3 separate regions of the Homo sapiens genome follow, and regions 2 and 3 are each linked to region 1. A link is a contact called in ENCODE Hi-C or POLR2A ChIA-PET data. All regions are on one chromosome and are shown on one strand. The core of a region is the stretch at or near the end of the contact, and the rest is flanking DNA. Distances in the headings are between cores, read along the strand shown. Region 1 holds the start of PGPEP1 (pyroglutamyl-peptidase I). Region 2 overlaps MAST3 (microtubule associated serine/threonine kinase 3). Region 3 holds the start of UBA52 (ubiquitin A-52 residue ribosomal protein fusion product 1).

Region 1 (3,683 bases), core at 352-2,851:
ATTTCTGCTTAATAATACCTGGGGAGGGGGCCGGAGGCAGTGGTTCACGCCTGTAATCCCAGCACTTTGGGAGCTGAAAAGGGTGGATCACCTGAAGTCAGGAGTTCGAGACCAGCCTGGCCAACATGGTGAACCTCCCTCTCTACTAAAAATACAAAATTAGCTGGGTATGGCGGCACTCGCCTGTAATCCCAGCTACTTGGGAGGCTGAGGTGGGAGAATTGCTTGAACCCGGGAGGCAGAGGTTGCAGTGAGCCAAGATCACACCACTGCACTCCAGCCTGGGTGACAAGAGTGAAACTACGTCTCAAATAAATAAATACATATATAATTTCTGCTTAATAATACCTGGGGGACTAAATAATCTGTACAACAAACCCCATGACACGAGTTTATCTATATAACAAACCTGCACATGTACCCCAAAACTTAAAAGCTAAAAAAAATTAAAAATGATTTCTGGCCAGGTGTGCTGGTTTACACCTGTAATCCCAGCACTTTTGGGAGGCCAAGGTGTGCGGATTGCTTGAGCTCGGGAGTTCGAGACCAGCCTGTGCAACACTATGAAACCCCCATCTCTACAAAAATACAAAAATTAGCTGGGTGTGGTGCCACACACCTGTAGTCCCAGCTACTCAGGAGGCTGAGATGTGAGGATCAGTTGAGCCCTGGAGGTCAAAGTTACAGAGCTATGATTTTGCCACTGCACTCCAGCCTGGGTAACAGAGTGAGACCCTGTCTCCAAAAAAAAGAGAGAGAAAGGAAATTATTTCTGAGCTTTATTGCTATGAAGAGGATGGAACCAGGGAATGAGATGGAACCACTGGGGGGTAGCAGTGAGGTCATTTCAGCCAAGGAGGGCCAGAAGGAACCCTCAGAGGAGGTAATAGGATAGCAGGGAGGTGATAGCCAGAGAAGGCCACAAGGAGAAAGTGACAGTTCACCCCTCGGAGGAGGTGACAGCCAGGACAGGAGGAGGGCCCCTGGGAGGAGGCGACATTGGAACACTGGAGCTGAGGCCTGAAGGAGGCCAGCTTCGCAGGTACCTGCGGGGTGTGTTCCGGCAGAGGGAACAGCAGGTACAATCGCCCTCCCCCATTAGCCTCCTAGGACCATGGGGGCCTGCAGAGAAACTTCTGGCACCACACAAATATGGTTGTCGTGTTTTTCCTTTTTTACTCTGTCCTCCCCCACCCCCGCCAACTTCCTGGCCTGAATGCTGCTCCTGTGACCCCTTGAGGCGAGTGACCTCGGGGAAGTGGCATTCTGTGCCTCAGTTTCCTTATCTGGAAAACGGGCCTTGCTCGCGGGGACTTCCCTCCCTAATTCTGCGCAGTATGCATGCATAGGGCAGGCCCTCAATGAACCCTTGCAGAATAAAGGACCGGCTCATCCCCAGCACCTGGCTCAGTGCGTGCAAGCGGCTACACACTACGGCATAAGATGTTCCCATTTTGCAGACGGGGAAACGGAGGCTGGGGAATACCGGGCCTAGCCGACGGGGGCGGGGCGCAGGGCGCGCACGCTGCGTCTCGGGCCCGGGGGCGCGCACGCCGAGCGGCTGACCGGGGGCGAGGCCGGGGGCTTGACAGGGGCGTGGCCTCGCGCGGCCGAGAGGCTGCAGCGGCAGCAGCTGTCGCGCCAGTCGCAACAGAAGCAGGTCCGAGGCACAGCCCGATCCCGCCATGGAGCAGCCGAGGAAGGCGGTGGTAGTGACGGGTACGCTGGCTGATGGGGGCTGTAGCGGCAGCGGCCGGGGGCAGAGGCGGGGGCGGCTCCGGGACTGCGGGGCCGAGAGGGGCAGGTGCTGGAAGTCCTCTCAGATTTGGAAGGTGTCATCACCCGCGGGAGCCCCGCGCAGCCCAGGCTTCCTGGAAAGTGGAGGAGGAGGAGCCTTGGGGGTCCCAGGGTCGGGAGTCAGGGCAGTCGGGCGCGGGGCTTGGGGGGCCGGGCAAAAGCCCGGCGCTGCGCAGGCCCCCCTGGCGTCCTTTCCTCCCAAGGTGGGGATGGTGACCCTCCTGGCACCTGCCTCCTCTGTCTGGCCTGCGGGCTGGACTGGACCCTTCCTCCCTGCCCCTTCCGAGGTCCAGCCTGTCCCCACACCGCTCCCCCAACCCCTGGCCCCAGGGGACAAAGGCCGATTTGCGGGCAGGAAGTGTCCCAGTGACAAATGAACCTCCCAGTCACTGCTCGCCGCGCCCTGCGCTCCTGGGGGGCTACTCTCCCAAGGCAGGGGCAGGTGGGGGTCCGGGGACCTCGGGCTCTCCCAGCTGTCCCAGGGACTGTCTTCAGCGGAAACCTTTTTGTGTTTTGTGCCAGGGCTGTTTGTTGGTGAGTCAGGGCCCCTGCTGTCACCGACTCCCCCCCACCCCCAAACCAACTGTTTCTCCTCCCTGAGACTCCGCCTCGGGGCCACGTGGGGCGCCAACTTCCGCTGGGGCCTCAGAGTCAAGGAGTGGGGGGGTCATTTTGACCTGCTGTCTGGAGGGGTCAGAGTGGGAAATCCAGCAAAGGTGCACACAGGTGTTTTGTGGCTGTTGAAGGGAGATTGAGGCTGATCCAGGAGATTCAGGGAAGAAGGAAGAAACAAGGCACCTGCTTAACAGGTGTGTATAATTGGGAGGAGGGTCACTGCCCCCATCCCTTCCAGCCTTCCTTTATCTGGTTATTTATTCCAGCACTTTTTGCATGAGCTGATTACATCTTTACTGTCTCCATTTTGCAGAAAGGGAAACTGAGGCTCACAGAGGTCATCCAGTTTGTAAGGGGCTGAGCTGAGACTCAAACTTTGGCTGTACAGAAGGATAGAGTTAGGAGGTCCCCTCCTGAGCCACAGCCCCTACCTGCTATCCCAGGCTACAGCATCTCTGCATAGCATTCATATCCTGTGGGATCACTGGCCCAGATGGACCGTATTTTTTTTTTTTTGAGACGGAGTTTTGCTCTTGTTGCCCAAGCTGGAGCACAACGGCGCGATCTCGGCTCACTGCAACCTTCGCCTCCTGGGTTCAAGCGATTCTCCTGCCTCAGCCTCCTGAGTAGCTGGAATTACGGGCACGCATCACCCCATCTGGTTAATTTTTTGTATTTTTAGTAGAAACGGGGTTTCACCATGTTGGCCAGGCTGGTCTCAAACTTCTGACCTCAGGTGATCCGCCCGCCTTGGCCTCCCAAAGTGCTGGAATTACAGGCATGAGCCACCGCACCCAGCCCCAGATCTGGATTTGAATCCCAGCTTTTTCACCTTCTTGCTGTGTGACCTTGGGCAGCTAGCTTCACCTCTCTGTGCCTCAGTCCCTGCTCCTGGAAACTGGGCCTAGGAAACACCCTTGCCTGAAAGGGGATGTGGCCAGGCTTAATGCCAGGAAGATCACTTAGCACAGCCTTGGGCGACTGTCGTGTTTTGGAAAGGGGGCCTGGAGTTTGAGCTAGCAGGGAGGAGGGTGACAAGGTGAAATCTAGACAGCCTGGAGGGCTCATTCCTCATTTGGTGCCGATTCAGGGCATTTTGGGACAGTGACACAATAATTGTAGGTTGAGTCAAGGGGACCAGAGGAAGTGAAGACAGGATCAGGACCTTTTCGGAGGCAGAAGATACCTCTGGCCCCTGGCTGAGCATGAGGGGCAGGTGGAGGTGAAGACAGGAAGGGACTCATTGACTTCAGAGCGGACAGGTGCAGGAC
Region 2 (3,683 bases), core at 339-2,838, 240 kb before region 1:
ACAGCACCCAGCTGCTTCGGGTCTCTCTTAATCCCTCCAGTATGGGGGTGCTCCTGCTGTGCTATGTCTTCTCCAAAATGGGATTTCCTCAAGGTGGGGCTAAAGCTTGTTGGGGAGGCAGCATCCCCCAGCCTGGGCAAGCGCAGACGGGTATACCATAAATATTACCTTTAAAGGGCAGTTTCAGGGGGTCGGGGCCTCCCCAACCTCCACTCCTCTGGGTGGGAACCACTCCCAGGGGAACAGCAGGCACAGAGGGAGCTGTGGGTGGAAAGCAGATGGTGCGGGGACCGAAGGGTCCGGGAGTGGTGCCAGGAGAGTTCTGTGTGGTCCAGCTTCCCCGGGAGCCTTTGCAGGGAGCTGCCGATTTTGCCTCACCTCTCTCTGCCACTTTAAAAAAACATCTTCAGGCCAGGCACAGTGGCTCATGCCTGTAATCCAGCGTTTTGGGAGGCCGAGATGGGAGGACTGCTTGAGGTCAGGAGGTCAAGACCAGCCAGACCAACATGGTGAAATCCTATCTCTACTAAAAATACAAAATCAGCCAAGCGTGGTGGTGGGCGCCTGTAATCCCAGCTTACTTGGGAGGCTGAGGCAGAAGAATCGCTTGAACCCAGGAGGTGGAGGTTGCAGTGAGACAAGATCGCACCATTGCCCTCCAGCCTGGGCGACAGAGCAAGTCTCCATCTGAAAACAAACAAACAAACAAAATATTCACATCTTTTTGTCTTTTGGAAGCAACTTTCAACTGGTGGTTATTATTCACGTCTTGATCATTGTCTTGACTCCCATCCATCCAAGTCTCCCCCAGCACCAGGCTCTGAGCTTGCTACTCATTGATTCCTCCAGGGACCCTATGTCACTGGGCCATTTTCCAAATGAGAAAACTGAGGCACAGAGGGGTTAAGTCACTTGTCGGGTCACACAGTGCAGGAGTGGGGGAGCCAGACTGGGAACCTAGGACTGTCAGAGTTTTGGAAGGAAATGCCTGGATGGGGTGCAAGTGGGACCCCCCACCAGGGTTCAAATCCCTCCCTGTTTCACGTGGGGTAGTGGAGGAAGTGGTATAAGATCCCACAACTGGCTGGGTGCAGTGGCTCATGCCTGTAATCCCAGCACTTTGGGAGGCCAAGGCAGGTGGATCACTTGAGACCAGGAGTTCAAGACCAGCCTGGGCAACATGGTGAAACCTCATCTCTATAAAAAATACAAAAATTAGCCGGGTGTGGTGGCACATGCCCACAATCCCAGCTACTCTGGAGGCGGAGGTTGCAGTGAGCCAAGATTGCACCACTGCATTCCAGTCTGGGCGACATAGCCAGACGCTGTCTCAAAAAAAAAAAAAAAAAAAAAAAAAAAAAAAAAAAAAAAATTCCCACAACTATTGGAAGGGGAAGAAGGAGACCCTAATGGCCACGGTGATGGTGGTGATGGTTCCATCACCATGACTGCTTGAACTAAACGCCGTGAGTTGTCTGTCCTCAGACATATTCAAGCAGTCAGAGAGACCTTCGAGGGGTAGATTATTCTCCTCCCATCGTGACAGCTTGGTTTTCTGAGCGCAGAGCAGCTGAAGTCAGGCCTGGGGTAACGCCACACCCCCGCGACCCTTCCCCGCCTCTCCCGGGAGACCTTGCCCTCCCAGCTGGGTCATCCGGCAGCCCAGCAGCTTCCGGCCCCCTCCAATTGGCTGTAGGGGCCGATGGCGTCACTGGTTGCTATGGCGAACACCCAGATCACGACGTGGGCAGCCTGGAGCCCACCAAAGTAAAAATAGTCGTGTGTCCCCAACGTGGCCGCCCTGATGTGTGTGGAGGGAGGGTGTCCTGAGACCCAGTTTCCTGCCTCTCACTCCACTAAGAGACGTGGGCAGCCGGCTTTCCTCTGCACCTAAGTTTCCCTGCCAGTAAAACAGCCCCTGCCCGCGGTTCGTAGGAGGTGGCTCAGTAAATGCAAGGACATTTACCAGGTATTATGACAGCTTCCATGGTCCCTTGCTGAGCTCAACAATAGTACAACAGCACACAACAGCAGCAATAGTAATGGCTGATCATGATTAACCCAGAACCCTCCTCACGTCATCTCCAGTTACAGATGGGGAAACTGAGGCACGGGGCATACAAATAATTTGCATGGCCAGGAAGAAACAGAGAATTGAACTGGACCCAGGTCTGGGTGTCCCCAGATTCTAAACTTGTGCCACATGGCATTTTGAGAATTTAATAAACCCTCGTGATTGACCGGGTGCGATGGCTTACACTGTAATCCCAGCCCTTTGGGAGGCTAAGGTGGATGGATCACTTGAGGTCAGGAGTTCGAGACCAGCCTGGGCAACATAGTGAAACCTCGTCTCTGCTAAATATACAAAAATTAGCCAGGCATGCTGGCACACACCTGTAACCCCAGTTACTTGGGAGGCTGAGTCAGGAGAATCGCTTGAACCCGAGAGGCAGAGGTTTCAGTGAGCCAAGACTGCACCACTGCACTCCAGCCTGGCGATACAGTGAGACTCCATCTAAACAAACAAACAAACAAACAAAAAACTGGTTTTTTGGCCAGGCATGGTGGCTTATGCCTGTAATCCCAGCATTTTGTAATCCCGGCATTTTGGGAGGCCAAAGTGGGTGGATCATCTGAGGTCAGGAGTTCAAGACTAGCCTGGGTAACATGGCAAAACCCTGTCTCTTCTAAAAAAAAAAAAAAAAGTCCCAGCTACTCTGGAGGTTGAGGCAGGAGAATCGCTTGAACCTGGGAGACAGAGGTTGCAGCGAGCCGAGATTGTGTCATTGCACTCCAGCCTGGGCAACAAGAGCAAAAGTCTGTCTCAAAAAAACAAAAACAACAACAAAAAAAAACCCTCTTGGGCAGCCCATGTCTGAGGATGGACTGTGAGGTCACAGTGGAACACAAGCTCACGGCTTTCTATCCTTCATGCGGTGAGGGCACCCAGAGTTGGTGCAGGTCAGTTTGCTGAGCTCTAAAAGGGTCTTCAAAAGGGAGTCACCCGTCAGCCGTCCTCCCCACGCCCCCACTGGTACCCAGGGCCCAAACCTGCATAGGCTTTGCAGCGAGTGAGGAGAGAATGGCGTTCAGACCTAGACCCAGGAGGAGAGGGACATCTGAGATGGGACAGGGAGAGGACAACTCAGGAATCTCTGTTTTCTCAACAGATTATTAGTTTTTAGCCACTACTGACATACTTCTTCATAAATACAACTAATTGGTAATTTTAAATAAAATTATTATTAATTTTTTTTAGACTTAGAGTCTTGCTCTGTCACCCAGACTAGAGTGCAATGGTATTATCATAGTTCACTGCAACCTCCAACTCCTGGGGTCAAGCAATCCTCCCACCTCAGTCTCCTGAGTAGCTGGGATTGCAGGCGTGCAACACCACACCTGGCTAATTTTTTTTTCTTTTTTGAGACGGAATCTCTCATTGTTGCCAGGCTAGAGTGCAATGGCACCATCTCAGCTCACTGCAAGCTCTGCCTCCCAGGTTCAAGCGATCCTCCCGAGTAGCTGGGGCTACAGGTGTGCAATACCACGCCCAGCTAATTTTTGTATTTTTAGTAGAGACAGGGTTTCACCATGTTGGCCAGGATGGTCTTGATCTCTTGACCTTGTGATCTGCCCGCCTTGGCCTCCCAAAGTACTGGGATTACAGGCATGAGCCACCGCAC
Region 3 (3,683 bases), core at 876-3,375, 230 kb after region 1:
CTTAGAAATTATGTTGTTATGACCGGGCTTGGTGGCTCATGCCTGTAATCCCAGCACTTTGGGAGGCCGAGGTGGGTGGATCACCTGAGGTCAGGAGTTCGAGACCAGCCTGGCCAACATGGTGAAACCCCATCTCTACCAAAAATATAAAAATTAGCTGGGTGTGGTGGTGTACACCTGTAATCCCAGCTACTTGGGAGGCTGAGGCAGAATTGCTTGAATCCAGGAGGCAGAGGTTGCAGTGAGCCAAGATCGCACCACTGCACTCTAGCCTGGGCAAAAAGACCAAAACTGTTGTCTCAAAAAAGAAAAGGAAATTAGGTTCTTAAAGGCATCTTCCCAGACGTGAGAGTGTCTGCTTTTGCCTGGTATAGTAGTGCCTGCAAATGTTCAAGGAAATAAACAGGTACCCCTGTTAAGCCTATAGGTAACTTCTCATTGCTCCCCATCTTCTCTGTACTCAGCACTTTTTTTTTTTGTTTTGTTTTTGAGACAGCACCTCTCTGTTGCCCAGGCTGGAGTGCAGTGGCTGAATCATGGGTCACTGCAATCTCAAACCTATGGGTTCAGGCAATCCTCCTGCCTCCGAAGTAGCTGGGACTGCAGGTGCGCACCACCACACCTGGATAGTTCAAAATAAAACTTTTTTTTGTAGAGACAGGGTCTCACTATGTCTTCCAGGCTGGTCGTGAATTCCTGACCTCAAGTAATCCTCCCTCTTTGACCTTCCAAAGTGCTGGGATTACAAGTGTGAACCACTGCACCCGCCGTGGCACTTTTTTTTTTTTTTTTTTTTTTTGAGATGGAGTCTCACTCTGTCACCCAGGCTGGGTGCAGTGGCGTGAACTCAGCTCACTGCAACCTCCACCTCCCGGATTCAAGCGATTCTCCTGCCTCAGCCTCCTGAGTAGCTGGGATTACAGGCACCCGCCACCACACCTGAAAAATTTTTGTAATTTTTTTTTTCTTTTTTGAGACGGAGTTTTGCTCTTGTTGCCCAGGCTGTAGTGCAATGGCACTCTCTCGGCTAATTGCAACCTCTGCCTCCCGGGTTCAAGCGATTCTCCTGCCTCAGCCTCCTGAGTAGCTGGGATTACAGGCATGCGCCACCACGCCCAGCTAATTTTGTATTTTTAGTAGAGATGCGGTTTCTCCATGTTGGTCAGGCTCGTCTCGAACTCCCGACCTCAGGTGATCCGCACATCTCGGCCTCCCAAAGTGCAGGCGTGAGTCACCGGACCCAGGTCCCGCCCTGGCACTTTTTAACCACCCACAAATCTGGATCCTACACTGAAAAGAGACACTGCAGTGGCTCACGTCTGTAATCCCAGCACTTTGGGAGGCCAAGGCGGGCGGATCACCTGAGGTCGCGAGTTTGAGACCAGCCTGACCAACATGGAGAAACCCCGTCTCTACTAAAAATACAAAAGTGGCCAGGCATGGTGTCGCACACTTGTAATCGCAGCTACTCGGGAGGCTGAGGCAGGAGAATTGCTTGAACCCAGGAGGCGGAGGTTGCGGTGAGCCGAGATCGCGCCATTGCACTACAGCCTGGGCAACGAGAGCGAAACTCCGTCTCAAAAAAAAAAAAAAAAAAAATCCTGAGTCCCGCTTGACACCTTTTGTCAGGCACCACCACCTTTCTGGGCGAATGCGGTAGTACCGTCTGCTCTCCCTGCTGCTGTCCTGAAATCCATTCAGGCACAGCGGCCGAGAGCTTTATAATAACCGATTCCAGGTGTTAGGTGCTTTCCCAGCCCCGACTCCTGCGTCCTGGACCCGCAGTCCTCTGCTTAATACCTTTGCTTTATTAGAAAACATTCTCCTCTACTCCGTTCAGCTATTCGCTGAGGGCCCGCCAACCGCCAGCGGTTGTCAGTGGCCTAGAGGCAGCGGACGCAAACACGGGGAGAGGTGCAATCGTCTCAAGTGACTCGGCGGGCGGGGCCCACAACCGGAAGCGGGTGGGCGACCTTCACCCACGTGCGCTGCGGCTTCGTTCGCCAGCATCCAAGATGGCGGCAGGGCGGGGCCCAAGGCGCGGCGCGAATTGTGACGCAGGCGTCCGGCGTGCTCCGTGCGCAAGCGCTTTCGGCGGCGATTAGGTGGTTTCCGGTTCCGCTATCTTCTTTTTCTTCAGCGAGGCGGCCGAGCTGGTTGGTGGCGGCGGTCGTGCGGGTTCGCGCCGGGCCGAGAGCGGGTTGGGGGCTGCGGGAGGCTGCAGGGGCCTGGGCGGCAGAAGAGGCGGCCCTGAGCTGGCTCATGCGGGCCAGTCTCGGCAGGGTGGCTGGGCAGGGCTCGCGAGGCCACGGCTCGGAGCCCAGACCGGGGCCCAGGAGGCGAGCGCCGTTTTGGAGAGGAGCCTGCCTGCTCTGCCTGCCAGCGTGACCCCACGAGGCCTCGGGCGGGAAGAGGTCCTCGGGGCAGATCCGAGTTAATGAGAGAGGGGTATTGAGCGTGTAGCGTTAACTCTGCCAGTCACTGCGTCAGTCGCTTTGGAAATACTAAATTTCTCGAGCTGAGTCTTCATACCTGGCTCCATTACTACGTCTGTAAGGAGGAGCTGGTGGTAGTGTCTGCTTTTTAGACTTTTCTTTAGACTATTTGTATTTTTTTCAGATGGAGTCTTGCTCTGTCGCCTAAGCTGGAGTTCAGTGGTGCGGTCTCGGCTCACTGCAATCTCCACCTCCCGGGCTCGAGCGATTCTTCTGCCTCAGCCTCCCGAGTAGCTGGGATTATAGGCGCCTGCCACCACGCCCAGTTGATTTTTGTAGTTTTAGTAGAGACGGAGTTTCACCATGTTAGCCAGGCTCATCTTGAACTCTTGACCTCAAATGATCCGTCTGCCTCGGCCTTCCAAAGTGCTGGGATTACAGGCATGAGCCCCTGCGCCCGGTCGATTCTTTGTCTTTTTAAGTCAACTTTTATATGTGAACAATGCTTGGCAGGTGGTTGGTAGATACTAAGTGATGTTCGTGGTTTGGGGTCAAGGCAAGAAGTGGGGTCTGGAGAGTTTTGGTGTAATTGAGAAGGAAGCTAAGAGTGTTGGGTGCTCCAGCTTGGAGTTAGAGAGGAGAGAGGCTGCGACAGGAAGGCATGTGTGTTGTAGGGGATGGCTTCCCATCCAGGCTGGCAGCAGGAGCAGCCTGTGCAGATCAGGACCTGGCTGCCGTGGAAGAGGGTGGGACCGCCTTCAGGGAAGATGGATCTAGCAAGATGATGCCAAAGGGTACTTATTCCATCAGGAGATACTGACGAGTCCTTCCGCCGCTAAACCTAAGGAGAATAACCACAGTCTGTGTTCCTGAAGAGCACCCGTGCGGTCAGGAGGGTGGAGGACATGTGGTCTTTAGTTCCAGGACATGTTTAGACTACAGGCCAGGGTGTGTGAGAAGCCTAGCAGGGCCAGGCTTGGAGGAGTGAAAGGAAGACAGGTACTGGGGCAGGACCAGTTGGACTTGGTGCAGGCAAAGGGATAGCAACTGTGGTGTAGGCACCTGAGCTTGTGCTACTCAGGCATGCATTGCTCACCAGTCTATCCTGCCTCCCTTCCTCCTGCAGACGCAAACATGCAGATCTTTGTGAAGACCCTCACTGGCAAAACCATCACCCTTGAGGTCGAGCCCAGTGACACCATTGAGAATGTCAAAGCCAAAATTCAAGACAAGGAGGGTGAGTAGGGC

Evidence for each region. Hi-C counts contacts between places; a loop is a spot of excess contacts on that map. ChIA-PET counts read pairs that join two places held with the same protein, here RNA polymerase II (POLR2A). Pooled maps may share reads with other maps.
Region 2: a loop to region 1 is called in a pooled map, with 2.9 times the contacts of the local background. The contact joins the enhancer-like site here to the promoter of PGPEP1 in region 1. A Hi-C loop is called at or near these places in 2 of 168 maps with a recorded cell type or tissue (ovary and vagina), 2 of 37 single-sample maps with no recorded cell type and 8 of 50 pooled maps. POLR2A ChIA-PET finds 5 or more read pairs at or near these places in 2 of 52 experiments (activated B cell and naive thymus-derived CD8-positive, alpha-beta T cell).
Region 3: a loop to region 1 is called in a pooled map, with 4 times the contacts of the local background. The contact joins the promoter of UBA52 here to the promoter of PGPEP1 in region 1. A Hi-C loop is called at or near these places in 3 of 50 pooled maps. POLR2A ChIA-PET finds 5 or more read pairs at or near these places in 3 of 52 experiments (BJ, HCT116 and activated CD4-positive, alpha-beta T cell).

Annotation. Positions count from the first base shown.
Region 1 is chr19:18,338,997-18,342,679 of GRCh38, forward strand. It overlaps PGPEP1 (pyroglutamyl-peptidase I), which reads left to right and starts at 1,602. Exons shown (of 5, transcript NM_017712.4): 1 at 1,602-1,719. The coding sequence starts at 1,686. RefSeq lists a silencer at 1,451-1,640 and an enhancer at 1,472-2,159.
Region 2 is chr19:18,102,848-18,106,530 of GRCh38, forward strand. The region is part of intron 1 of MAST3 (microtubule associated serine/threonine kinase 3); the gene reads left to right. Among named protein-coding and RNA genes, the nearest start is that of MAST3, 6.9 kb to the left of the region's middle. RefSeq lists a silencer at 1,542-1,651. Within about 2 kb of position 1,589, at least 23 of the 41 ENCODE cell types and tissues checked have a DNase peak (open chromatin) inside an H3K27ac peak, as active enhancers do.
Region 3 is chr19:18,569,732-18,573,414 of GRCh38, forward strand. UBA52 (ubiquitin A-52 residue ribosomal protein fusion product 1) reads left to right here and starts at 2,126. Exons shown (of 5, transcript NM_001033930.3): 1 at 2,126-2,178; 2 at 3,562-3,672. The coding sequence starts at 3,570. RefSeq lists enhancers at 1,460-2,136, 1,507-1,626, 1,837-2,176, 2,815-3,491.